Regions from separate parts of the Homo sapiens genome. Here all the other regions are linked to region 1. Evidence: chromatin contacts called from ENCODE Hi-C or POLR2A ChIA-PET data. All regions are on one chromosome and are shown on one strand. Each heading gives the region's core, a stretch centred on a gene start or an enhancer-like site at or near the end of the contact. The rest is flanking DNA. Distances are from core to core; before and after follow the strand shown. Region 1 overlaps CD247 (CD247 molecule). Region 2 overlaps RCSD1 (RCSD domain containing 1). Region 3 overlaps RCSD1 (RCSD domain containing 1).

Region 1 (4,274 bases), core at 549-3,048:
GTCCATATATACCTCCACCTCTTCTGACTCCCAGTTTTCCATCTCTGTTTGAAAATGAGTCTGTAAGCCTCTCCCCACCTCTGCCTGTTCCCATCCCATAGCACCAGGCTGACTTAGGCAGCCACACAGCTGGGATGGGAAGTTGGCCTCAGTGAGCAGATGGTACAGGGGCTGAGCTTAAAACAAAAATCACAAACATTTCTTGGGGGGTATCCTCAAGGCCGATAACCCTCTTACTAGAGTGAAATGGAAAACCAAATGTGATTGAGCTGCCTGAGCGATAAAAGCATTTGCTGTTATTCTCTGATTTGCTCTGTTCATGGAGAGTTTAGTCATAGGAGTTTCTATTCTCAGAAACTCACAGCACATCACAATACGTAGCTCATTTGTCCTCAAAATAATTCTGCCCTGCATAAATGGGTGTGTGTGTAGGGGGGTGGTAATTATAAGAAACCATGTGTGTTAGAATTGATGTCAGTGCTTTGAGATCATCAGATAAAAGCTAATAAACAACACATATGTGTACAGGCCACCTCTCTAATTCATACCAGAAGCGCTGGTTGTAATCAAAGCATGGCATATTTTATTTTAAACTATTTTATAAATAACCTTTGAAACTGTGTTGATTGTGAAAGCCAAGATCTGATGTCCTGTTAAGGAAAGATGAAAATAGGCTAGAATTAAAGAGCAATATGAGTCTGGATAAAAGTGACAGGAATTACTGTAGGACAATAAAGCATTGGGTCATGTCAAGTTTTCATCACATGGAGAATGGAAAGCTGCATCATAAATGCTCTCCACCTAATCATCCTGAGCATTCTCATTTTAGTGCGATATATTGTCCTCTTGGAAGCAATAATCTCATTTAGGTCATGAGTAAAATAAGTTGGGTTCAGCGTTTCCATTTCAAGATATAGAGAATATTTCTCCAGTGCAGCATAAGAAATAGAATATCACCCAGGAGAAGCTTTACATAGGCAGTGATAATGTGGAAAAATCTAATAAAGAGAACCCACGTGCCCCAGGGAGGAGAAGCCCTCTGTGTGTGTGATTGTCGTCAGGTGAGCAGTTATGGCACACTTTGTAGTTTTGCCAGTGCTTTTATGTAAATTACTGTATGCAAAATCCACAGCCCTCGGGGATGTGTGGGTATGGCCTCTGTTACTGACAGAGGAACTGAAACTTCAAGAAGGCAAGTGATTTGCTCAAGATTGGTTATCAGTAGAGTTGGGGTTTGAATTCCATTCTTCTGGATTCAAATCTAAGCTCTCCCTCTGCACAGTTACATGTGGGCAGGCTGTGCATGCATATCTGTGGCCTGGAGGAGTGGGGTGAGTAACCTTACAGGAAGGAATACCCTGCACTAAAATTTGCACCTAAGCTTCCATTATTACGCCTACTTTTCATTTTCTGTTTGTTTTCCTCTTAGAGGTTAAATTTTCCATTCCTGATTTTAACCCAAAGAAAGGCTAAGTAAATTCCAGGGGCCACTCTTGAATAAGGGCAGCTGGAAAAAAATACACAATGCCCACCATCTAGCTTAACAGGATGTGGACACCTTCAGTCGTGGCTAAATCTATACAGTTTAACCCTAGCAACAATTTCCCAGAAATAAAACAGCTGCTCTTTCTGGTATTTGGTTAGTCTCCAGCTGGGTCAAGTCCCTCTTGATCGAATGCTTGGAGCAGGGTTTCTCGACCTCTGCACTAAAACACCTGGGGCCAGATAATTCTCTGTGGCTGTGGGCACCAGGGAGGCTGTTCTGTGCATTGTAGAATGTTGAGCAGCATCCCTGACCTCTACCCACTAGATGACAGTAGCACTCCCCAAGTTGTGACAACTCAAAATATCTTTAGACGTTGCCAAATGTTTCCTGGGGGCAAAATCTGCCCCTGGTTGAGAACCAGTGGATTGGAGTCATCATTTGTGTTGATCAATCACTCCGTGATGATTAGGCCATGATGGACAATTCAGGCTGACTTTATTTTGCTCATTAGGTTGACCAGAAGACTGGCAATTGATCCACTGCTAAGCACTTTCCTGACACAAGCTGAAATGATGTCCTCAGGAGCCCCGTGTGCGCATGGCTTTTGGGATGGTTCTTCCCAAGGAGGACAGCCGTAAACCATAGAAAGCAACCACTTGACTCTGGGTGTCCCTGGTTTGCAAGTGCCTCTTGTGTCCGCCATCTGCATTTCTGTCTAGATGGTAAGGTTGAGGGAGGTCAGTTTCAGCAGAAAGTGCAAAGAGCATAGATTCATGAGGCAATCAGACCTAAATTAAAGTTTTGGCTTTATCACTACCCAGCAACGTGATCTTGGGCAGGTTTCTTGACCTCTCTGAAACTGTCCTCTTCTTTATAAAATGAAGATTACCTACCTTGCAGGGTCATTGGGATAATTAAAGAAAATGTGTGTAATGGGCCCAGATGGAGCTAGGCCCATAGCAGCACTGTAATAAATGTTTTCGATTACTGTACATTTTACAAAAATGAATGACTGAATGGAAAGGTAGAAAGGCCAAATAGAGTGTCTGAGGCATCTCCATGGAGGAGGGTGCCAGTGGCCATGTCTGTCTGTGGCTGATCGCAAGACTCTTTTGACAGTCCCTGAAGCCTGTGCTCATCTTCAGCTCCCTTGAGGCCCTCTTCACCTGGCCTCACCCAGTGTCCCTGCTCTTCTGACTCCTGAGGGACCTGAGCATTCCAAAATAGATGTTAGGAAGATGTGGATTCATGTAGAAGGATGTCAAGGCATTGTTGGTTTTAGCAGTTGATCTTACCTGGGGTGTGAAAGACAACCGAAGTCTGTGAGCTGCAGTGATAGAAATGTGAGCAGATGGGCAGGATAGGAAGGCACTTCTTGACGGGAGCAGCAACAGAAGCCACTGCCTTTGGCCAGGACTGGGGGAGACACAACAGAACAGGACTGGCAGAAGATGCCACATCCCAGGGTCCCCAAGATCAAGCTATGGCACCATCACCCATCTACAGCAAGATCTGTAGCAGGAACCAGGGAGAAAAGTCTAGACCCTCAGTAAACTATGCGGCCAGGACAGTCCGAGGTCAAGCCGTAAAGGAGGCTTTTTTGGCATCTTTTTTCTTCTCCCTTGGGCATCATGGAATCTGTGCTGGGTAAAGAACCTTGGAGATCCCCTTTGCCTTGACTCCTTTGTTTCACTGGCCCTCAGAAAGGAGATGGCAGAATCACAAAGCTGGTGGCTGAGCCAGAAAGATATTGTAGGTGGAATTCAGGTTATGGATAGGGTTAGGTTCCCCTTGAAGAGGGAGTACTGAGTTTGTTCCTTGGAGAGTTTGCGGTTCTAGCTCTGTAACCCAGGACTGACTCTCAGCCCAGTGCTTTTTCTGTTGTGCCAGGATGCATCCTCATCCTATATCTTATTTTAACTCATACTGTTTCCAAATCAAATACCAACAACATTTACAACCTTTACTTTCTTATTTATTTAATGCTCCCCCTGAAAGTAGTAATTTGCCACTAAGAAAGCCTCCCCTGCCCTAGAATACTAAAGAAAACGAGAACTAAGCGAAAGAGGACCTGTAGTCAGCGATTTCACTGTATCCTATTTAAAATGAAATGGACTTTATTTTCTGCTTTGAGAACCTAAAACACCACACTTTAAAAGATGATATTTATCATATCTTACAAGGTCAAAGCATACTTATTGGGGAAAACTTGGAAAAGGTAGAAAAGAACAAAGAGAAAATAAAAATCATTTTAAAAAATGTTACCCCCAAGACTGATTAGTATGTTGGTGACTGTCCTTCTAGGCTTGGATATGTGCATTTTATTTCGTAACTGTTCTTTTTACTTAGCAATAAATCATGGTCATCTCTCCCTGTCATGAACTATGTCTCTACATCAACTTTAGTGCCTGTAAAATGCCGTAATTTATTTTACCACTGTCTTTTGTCAGACATTTAGATGGCTTCATGTTTGGACGCATTATGAATAGTGTCACTGTGGACATTCCTGTGCATACATCTGTGCTCACATTTGTGGCTATTTCTTTGGAATGCACTCCTGGCAGTAGGGTTGCTAGGTCTCCCCTCACTGTCAGTGTCCCCGCTCTCCGGGGCCTGCTTTTTTCATCACCCGCCTCCCCGTAAAGATTCCTAAGTTCCAGGGCTATCTCCTTCTGATGGAGATCTCCTGGGTGATGTGGTACACGTCACCCACACCCCTGCCACCAGCCTGCTGTCCAACAGATGGAGCTGATAACCATTTAGGAACAATCCTTAAACTTCTAACCGA
Region 2 (4,749 bases), core at 1,333-3,832, 170 kb before region 1:
CACCTCTGCAAGGGAGGTCACAAGAGGCCTTCTGAGCAGGAGGTGGAGGAGGAGGAGGAGGAGTTGACATTGAGTTGTGGGTGCTATGATTGCAGAAGGACATGGTGAAATGCACAGCAGGAGCACACAACCTGGCCAGAGGCACCCGGGAAGACTTCCAGGAGGAAGTAACAAACTGGCCAAGCCTGAAGGGTAAGCAGAGCTGGTCATTCTCACGAGGGAGCTGCACAGTTGAGGAGTTCAAGGCCAGGGGAGCCTCAGGGAATGACAAGTTCTGTCATGTAAGCATGCGTGCAAGATGAGGCCAGAGCATGAAAGGCTGCCTAAGTTGGGACTCTGGCCTGAGGGCCATCTGAGGTCACTGGAGGGTTCTAAGCAAAAAGCAAAACCACAGATTTATTTTTGCAAGATGCCTATGGCTGCAGGGTAAGACATGTGTGGCCTGGGGTTCAGGAGTGGTCTTCAGGAGGTGGAGAGCCCAGTCTAGAGGCCATTGCAACTATCATGGAAGGTAAAAAATGAGCAAGTTGACAACTATGCTGTCTCCTGCAGAAGGTGGCAGAAGATCTTTTCACTGGGTTCAGCTTCTTGTGGGGTCTGGATCTGCCAAGGGAATTGGGAGCTGCATTTGGGAAGAGTGAGTGTGGAGGAGAGCAGGAGTAAGGAGAGCTGAGAAATGGATAAGGGCTGGCCCCTTCCGGGGTGAAATGGCAAGAAAGAAAGAACCTCTGGCAATGGGATGGCTGAAAGGACTGTGAGGATCAGGATCTCAAATCCTTGATTTAGAATTGTTAGCTGTGTGGTATCAGCAGACCTTCAGTAAAAGTTGAACTGTGTGCAGAAGCCTTCTATTTGTGGGTGCTTTTTAGACATGTAGAGTGAGAATCAAGAGCATAGCCCACATTTAGAGGAGTAAAGGAATGGCTTCAAGATGTGGAGTTTATTGAATGAACTACTCAGTGGCTATTAATGAGACCCTACAACATGCCAGACCCTAGGCCAGGCGCTAGGGATTCATCAGAGCAGAGCAGATGAGGCTCCCTCTTTATAAGAAAACGGAGAATAGGGATTCAGCAGAGGCAGAAAACTGGGCCCAGTGGTGACCATGAGCAGATAAGTCCATCTGAAAATAAGTAGAGATCTTAAGGATGGCTTGGATCCACAGGGTTGGAGTCAATATTCTGTTGATTTCAGGAGTCTTTAAAACTAGAGAGGATGATGGCCTGGATGGGGGTATGGTTAGTGGAGGGGAGATTGTTGATAGGACTCAAAAGCAATTTAGGAGGAAGGACTGACCAGAATTGGGGACTGATGGGTGGGGCAGGGTGGAGTCAAGATGATGCCCAGATTTCTGGCTCTGGCTTCTGGGTGGAGAGGAGTGTCATTTACAGAGAGGGGGAGCCGAGGGGAGGAGCAGGACTGGAGGAGTGCTCAGAAAGGGTGAGTTGCCAGAGTGGAGGGCCCACGGCAGACCCTGAAGCACCTGCTTGGGATTTGTGGAGTCAGACAAACCTGAGGGTGAATCTTGGCTCAAATTACAAGGTGATGGCAGAGGCTGAAGACAGGGAGGGTGAGCAAAGGCTGCAGAGGAGATGGAGAGGGTGCTGGGATGAAGAGGCAGAAGGCAGCAATGCCTCAGGGGGTTACACACAACCATTTTTGTCTTCTCTTTCCTTTTCCCACCAGCAGGCATGCAGGGGCAGAGCTGCCGATCAAACTCAACCTTGTCAGTCTGGCAGCCTCTGAACAGCTCGAGTGGTTTTTTTTTTTTTTTTCTTTTGCAAAGGGAAAGAGTGGGAAAGAAGTGTCTCTTCATAGCTGGCATGGGTGATTTAGATGGATTTACTCACCTAAGCCAACAAGTAAATGTACGATTTGTTACTCTCCAAGGTAAGTTCAGAATCTCCCTGTTATGCACTACTCTGACTCTCTACTGTTGGTTAGTTCAATAATAAAATTGACTTCACAGAGAGCTCCTCTGAGTCTGAAGGGTGGTTGGTCTCCAGGAGCCACCTTTCCAGGATTGCCTGGAGTCCTGGGGTATGTTACAGCCACCTGGAGGCCCACACAAGTACCCTTCACTAGGGGCCATTCCTGCCTCCCAGGCAGGAGTCAAGTGACAGTGTGAGTGTGCGTGTGCGTGTGTGTCCTGAGGTCTGGGACACTTGTCCTTCAGGCTGCAGCAGGAAGCCAGGGCATACCTTCTAAGATTAGAACAAATTTCCTAAGGACCCAGCCCCCGGTCTGCATCCCAGTCAGCTGTAGCCTCTCCTGTTACAGCGTCTCCCAACCCTGACTCCCTTGCAGTCAGGAGTGAGCATTAGCAGGACATGGTGCTGGGCCCTCTGGTCCCTGCCCCTGCAAGCCTCAAGAGGGGGTACTGGAGGGAGACAGGAGAGGACCATCAGTCAAGACAAATTTTTGCATTTGACTTGTGGATCCAGGTCACACGCAGAAGAAATCAATGATAATAATTCAGTAGCTGCAACATCCTGAGCACCGAGTACATGCCAGGCCATTTGCATGCACAGTCTTGGTTAAAGTATGTAACAAAACCCAAAGAGGAAGCCACTTTGCCTAGTACTCCATGTAAAGTGAAAAGAGCAGATGGGGCAAGGGCTATGCTGGAGACCAAAAGAGGCCCTGCCTGCTGCAAATAGACATAATTTCTGATGGTTCCCAGGCCCATTCTCAGAGGATCAGGGCTGGCCTTGAAGTGACAGGTCAGGCAGGTTCAAGCAAGCCCAGACTACAGCCTAGGGCTTGTCCTGTGGAGGCCAATAGGCCTTGGCTCACATTATCAAGGTAATGGCAGAGCAGGAAGCTAGGAAGAAAAAAGAACTTTTTCCACTTTAATCAGTCTGTATCTGCACCAATGGTCTTACATGGTCACTTGATCAAATTGCCTATAATTATTTGTCCATGATCCCTTGAAAATTCTAGATAGCCCTATTATCCATAAATCAAGGTGTTTCCAGTGTTTAGATGTCACAGTCATTAGATTATTAGCAAACATGCAGAACTTTTTTCATGCACATCATTTCCTTACTTAATCTTTGACTGTACTTGGAATTAATGCATAGGGGAAGTGTCTAATTCGGAGGCAGAAGAAAAATAAAGGGATTCAGAAGAACACAAGCTTAAGTTTTTATAAATTACTGAATTCACAAATCTGTTTAACTACATTTGCAAAACACTACACAAAGTTCTAGAAAGTATTTATGAATGCCTAGATATACAGACAGCACAATCTGAAAAACTGACATCTGAGCTTCCTTCAAGCACAGTTTCACCCTGGGCACTTCCAGAAAACCCCCTGTGAAGCTCCCCTTCCCCACCATGCACCTTCCCCCATTCAGGCAGAATTGGCAGCTCCCTCTTTTTTTTTTTTTTTTTAGTACATCTTGGACATATTCATTCATTCATTATTTCTGTATTCCAGGCCCTGCAGTTGGTGCTCAGGGTTTAGGAATGAACCAAATCAAAAGAGTCCTTTCATAATGGAGGTTACAGTCTAGTAGGGGAGACATATATTCCATAGCCATTATTATCTTAGCTCCAGCTTATTATTTATTAGGGTGATAAATGCTGAAGAGGAAAAGGGTTTTAGGAGAGCAGGTGACAAGAAAATCTGACCCAAAGATGTGACATTTAAACTGAGGTCAGTAGAAGTGATCCAGGCAAAGTGTGAGGTTTGAGGGGTAAGGAGGGTTAGTCAGAGGGTGGCCAGAGGTAGCCAAGGGCATTTGAGTAGAGTTTACACAAAAACCTCCTGGAGGAGAGACAGGAGGTGTTTGAGGAACTGAAAGAAGATGTGGCTGGAACTCACAGAGTTTTTTTTTTTTCTGGAGACGGAGTCTTGCTCTGTTGCCCAGGCTGGAGTGCATTGGTGCAATCTCAGCTTACTGCAACCTCCGCCTGCCAGGTTCAAGCGATTCTCCTGCCGCAGCCTCCCGAGTAGCTGGGATTACAGGTGCCACACTCAGCTAATTTGCTAATTTTTAGTAGAGACGGGGGTTTCACTATGTTGGCCAGGCTGGTTTTGAACTCCTGACCTCAGGTGATCCATCCGCCTTGGCCTCCTAAAGTGTCGGGATTACAGGTGTGAGCCATCACACCTGGCCCGAGAGCTTTTAAAATACCCACATTTTTCATGTTTTTCTCTTTCTACTGTAATTGCTGAGCACACAGACCATGTGTTATTCATGGCTCCATCCCCTAGCCCATAGTAGGTACTCAGTAAATGCCGGTAAATGAATGAACAAATAAATGAATGATGCCTCCGTAAACCAATACCACTGGGGCAACATTGTGAGGGATTGATAAATATAGATCAGGACCTTGAAGCAAAAATGGAAACAAATTGTCATCCAGGGAGGCTCTGAGCATACCAGGCTTGAATATTTTCATTAAGGTTCAGTGACTTGTCCAAGCTCCCTAAAATAGTAACCAAAGGGCAAAGAATGAGACTTTCTCCTGCCCAAGCCATTACTTAACAATCTGAGCCTCCTGTCTCTAACTGGAGCTATGAAATCTATTATAATTCCATATCTCTATCCATGGGTATCTGTCTTCTCCAGTTTTAACAACCCAACCTATCCTAGAACATGACACATCAAAAATACTTAAAATTTGTTTCTTTATCTAGAGTGGTTGAATATATCTGTTTGCTGCTTGATATTTTCAGATCCATTTCAGCAAGGAGAAAATTTGAAGAAAAGAAAGTTATAATGCAGAAGGTAGAATTAA
Region 3 (4,237 bases), core at 1,049-3,548, 190 kb before region 1:
TACCCATCAACCCCCACCACTAAATGTCAAATACATGAGCTTGTGCTTGATGTGGTCCTTATGTTAGTTCTTTTCCCTCAGGCAGGGCTGTGAGATCCTTATCGTTTACTGCAATTTGATCACTGGCTGATTATTGGGGCCAATTATGCAGGTGACACATAGGCTACCCCTATGAGCCTCAAAGTCATGCAAATTTTGGATAAGAAGTGGAGTTAGATAAAAGGTAGCAATAGACAATGAATTCTGCACTTACCTGAAGCTTCTCAATCAGAGGCGAGCTCTTGACCTTGAATTTAGGAGGGTGGCTCGCATTGGGTGGTGATTTCTATGGAGCAAATCAACCAAAACAACCAGATAAGTAAGGTGAGGAAAGTGGGGTTCTGGTTGGAACCCAAAAGCCACAGGCAGAAGGAGAAGAGAAGTTGGTGTTGCCACTTTCTCATTAGTTCAGTAGCCCACATACTTCATTAGGGCCTGGGCGACGTGAACTTTCCCCCTCCCTCCCTCATCCCACCACAGCAAGATCTTCAAATCAGAATTAGAGAAGTCAGCGCCGACATCCTTAACACAGAAGGTCTCTCCCAGGAAGAGTGACTTCATTGTTGTTATGAAGGAAAACTATATCTGAGCAAGATCTTCACCTCATGACCTTCAACACTGTGAATCAACAATTTGGGGGATTTCAAAGACAAAGGGCAAAAATTACCATCCTGTTTGTCACACACACAACAAGAAACCAGACCAGGATGACAGAGGTATGACTGGAATTCCTCCCTGGACCCAGTGATATTTTGGAAAATCCCATCGATGGCATGATTTATAAATTATGATTTTCCAAAATGTTGAATATTTGAATATTCTTTTTCTTTTCTTTTCTTTTTTTTTTTTTTTTTGAGACAGAGTCCTGCTTGTTCCTCAATCTGGAGTGCAATGGCGCAATCTCGGCTCACTGCAACCTTCGCCTCCTGGGTTCAAGCAATTCTCCTGTCTCTGCCTCCCAAGTAGCTGGAATTACAGGCATGCACCACCATGCCTGGCTAGTTTTTGTATTTTTAGTAGAGACAGGGTTTCACCATGTTGGCCAGGTTGGTCTCGAACTCCTGACCTCAGGTGATCCACCCACCTCCCAAAGTGCTGGGATTACAGGCGTGAGCCACCACGCCCAGCCTGAATATTCTTTTTAACCAAGTAAACATTTACTGAGTATTTACTACGTCCCAGACATTGTGTGGGTCATACAAAGATGAGCATGATTCAGTCTCGGTGGCAGGAGCAGTCCGTGGCTGATGCATGTGTTACATAATCATACGTACTCTCTGTTAGTTGTAGATATTTTTGTGATGAATGAATGCCAGGAATCTTGTCTGCCTTCGGGATCCATATCATGTAAAAATATTAACTCTGTGTTTTGCGTAAAATCCCCACAAACATGTGAGAATGGTGACAGTGATAGGATGATGATGATGAAGAAAAGGAAGAGGATGACTTCCATGTGGTTGGACAGAGGCCAAGGCAGAGGAGGGATCTCCCCATAGTGTGGAGACCAATGTGTATGACCTGCTCCTTGACCCCATGTACTAATTTTCCTGAACAATAAGAAGAACTACACTGATCTCTTAGGAAGATTCTGAGATATTTATAATGTGAGATGATTGTGTTTTAGTGATGGAAGGAGGGAGGCTCACCCAACTGAACTCCTCGTGATCTTTTTACAGCCCAACACCAAGGGAGAGCATGGGCTGGACTTACAGGATCCCCACTCCTTCTAATTCTAGTTTTGGCAGGAGCCAGACGAAGCCCTTGGCCTCAGCCTCCTCTACCAAGATGCAGCTGGGCGGGAATAAATGATTCTAAGGACTCCTGCTGCCTCTGCCTCCATGTGTCTTCACTGTCGGGTATGTTCCTATAGCAGTCTTTCAAGGAGCTTTTTATCTAGGATGAGTATAAAGAGCTTCCAGCCCCAATGGAAGTGCCCTTGGTTTCTGTGCTTTACAGGGAAATTTCACACGGGCTGGGGTTTTCAGAGAAACTTTTAGAAACTGCAGCAACAATTTTGCTGATAAAGCTCACTTCATGTAATATTATTAGTTCTTCTCTTCCCCAGCTGACCACTGATTTCTGAAGTCTGTGGAAATTCAGTGGACCCTGCCCCTTAAACACAGTATAGTACTGGGGACCCAGCTGATGCTCCATAAAACCCTATTGATTTGAATTGCAAAGCAGAAAGAATCCAAAATAGCCTCTAGTGCAGTTCCTGGAAATGACAGCAGGTGGCATCATTTCCCTTACGGTTTAACAAGGGGCTTCAGGCAAGCGGCTGAGACTAACAATCCGGTGGAGAAAAACCAGCCTTCCATCCCTGTATATGTATATATATAGCTGTATTTACATGACATTATTACCACGTCTAGAAACTACGGACTAATTTCCAGATGGGAATGCTTTTCAGCCTTTTCTGAGTATAGGAGGCAGGATCTGTGGCTGCATTAAACACCCAACTTCAGCTGGTTCTTCCAGAGAGGGGTAACTCTTGGTCACCCTGCCATCAGGAGGGGCCCTGCAGTCAGCAGGTGCTGTCAGGGGGCTGACCCCACTGTCTCAGACCTGAGCAAGCATAGCGGGGCAGGGATGAAATGACCCTTCCTGGCACTGTGCATTGGGAACCGAGGGGTAGCCTGACCGGGTCCCTCCCTGCAGGCCCCCAAGGTTTCCAGCATTAGAGCCTCTGCAGGCTGAGCTACAGGAGTATGGAAGGAGAAATGTGGACAGCAGCCTCCAATTAGCCCTGCCAGACAAAGCAGGCTGCTCATTTTATTTCTATGTGAATTTCTTTTCTTTTTTTTTTTTTTTTGAGACGGAGTCTTGCTGTGTCACCCAGGCTGGAGTGCGGTGGCGCGATCTAGGCTCACTGCAAGCTCCGCCTCCGGGGTTCACGCCATTCTCCTGCCTAAGCCTCTCGAGTAGCTGGGACTACAGGCGCCTGCCACCACGCCTGCTAATTTTTTGTATTTTTAGTAGAGACGGGGTTTCACCGTGTTAGCCAGGATGGTCTCAATCTCCTGACCTCGTGATCCGCCCACCTCGGCCTCTCAAAGTGCTGGGATTACAGGCGTGAGCCACTACGCCCTGCTTCTATGTGAATTTCAAGGCCACGAAAAGTCATTGATCCCTGGAGGTAGTGTCCTTTCAATGTGCGAGCAGCCTGTCACTCCAGGCAGGATTTTCTAAAATCCGCCCTTGGACTTAACCAGCCCTTGGCCATTATAAGCCATTTAACTTCTGGGTGATGTGCCCCATGGGGTGAAACCTGTGAATGCATTTCCACAGAGCTGCCAGGATGGAGCTGTTTAACCCAATCACTAGCCTAACTCCCTCTGCTTTTACTCTAGGGGATAAAACTTCCCTAGCCAGCCTCCCTGATCTATCTGGTTAGTGATTTTGTCCTCAATTTCACAAATAAGAAAAATGATTCGGTATGGTGTGGTGACTTCTCCTGGGCCAAGCCCAGGCTATCAGGGGGCAGTCTCACATTAAGCTCTGAGTGGCCATAACCTCAACCCATTGCATAGCAGTGGAGACACTGAGCCCAGAGGTTGAAGGTTACAAGGAGAAGTTGATTCTCTGGAAAGAGAGGTTGTTGGTATGTGTTTGGTCACAGCACTGGCTGATGACCCCATAAAGCCACAGAATCATATTGTTGGCACTTGAAGAGACCCAAGGAAAACCTCAGTGTTTTTAAACTGTGCTCCTTGGGGTTCTCATCCAAGAATAAGACCCTTGGTCAGTGGGGAGAGAGTATTCTGAGAGCATTTGGGGCTCCAGGCCTCCCCTCCCCCATCTCACTTGGCCTGGGGCAGCGATGAGTTTCTGCTTTATCTTGTGGGCTTCTGTTTATAAGCCTTAGGTTGACAAAAAGGCTTGAAAACCATTGATCTATTTCAGCTGTTTCACTTTATAGATGAGAAAATGTAGGCATTAAGATGCTTGCCCAAGTTCACATAGGGCACCTAATGGCTATTGTCAGGATGCTGGTCCCCAAAAAAGAAGGGGAGAATAAAGAGGTTGTTGAAGTGGAATTTGGGAATGACATTGTCTTTGGCTTGCTTGCTGTATTTTGGGGTTGGCCTCCCAGGTGAGATGACAGAACATACAAATCCATTTCTGGCACAGACTATGACCACAGTGAAGGTTCATGGGTTGCTGGCATAAGGTGTGGAGAAGGCACTCCTGCAGCTAC

Evidence for each region. Hi-C counts contacts between places; a loop is a spot of excess contacts on that map. ChIA-PET counts read pairs that join two places held with the same protein, here RNA polymerase II (POLR2A). Pooled maps may share reads with other maps.
Region 2: a pooled map shows a loop between it and region 1 (2.7-fold over the local background). The contact joins two enhancer-like sites. A Hi-C loop is called at or near these places in 3 of 50 pooled maps. POLR2A ChIA-PET finds 5 or more read pairs at or near these places in 2 of 52 experiments (CD4-positive, alpha-beta T cell and activated CD4-positive, alpha-beta T cell).
Region 3: a loop to region 1 is called in a pooled map, with 2.6 times the contacts of the local background. The contact joins two enhancer-like sites. A Hi-C loop is called at or near these places in 5 of 50 pooled maps. POLR2A ChIA-PET finds 5 or more read pairs at or near these places in 2 of 52 experiments (Panc1 and T-cell).

Annotation. Positions count from the first base shown.
Region 1 is chr1:167,496,750-167,501,023 of GRCh38, reverse strand. All of the region lies in intron 1 of CD247 (CD247 molecule), which reads left to right. Among named protein-coding and RNA genes, the nearest start is that of CD247, 20 kb to the left of the region's middle. Within about 2 kb of position 1,798, at least 4 of the 41 ENCODE cell types and tissues checked have a DNase peak (open chromatin) inside an H3K27ac peak, as active enhancers do.
Region 2 is chr1:167,667,384-167,672,132 of GRCh38, reverse strand. The region is part of intron 1 of RCSD1 (RCSD domain containing 1); the gene reads right to left. Among named protein-coding and RNA genes, the nearest start is that of RCSD1, 40 kb to the right of the region's middle. RefSeq lists an enhancer at 2,415-2,474. Within about 2 kb of position 2,582, at least 7 of the 41 ENCODE cell types and tissues checked have a DNase peak (open chromatin) inside an H3K27ac peak, as active enhancers do.
Region 3 is chr1:167,686,137-167,690,373 of GRCh38, reverse strand. It overlaps RCSD1 (RCSD domain containing 1), which reads right to left. Exons shown (of 7, transcript NM_052862.4): 4 at 254-325. Among named protein-coding and RNA genes, the nearest start is that of TRP-CGG1-1, 26 kb to the left of the region's middle. RefSeq lists enhancers at 1-1,124, 2,352-2,531. Within about 2 kb of position 2,298, at least 7 of the 41 ENCODE cell types and tissues checked have a DNase peak (open chromatin) inside an H3K27ac peak, as active enhancers do.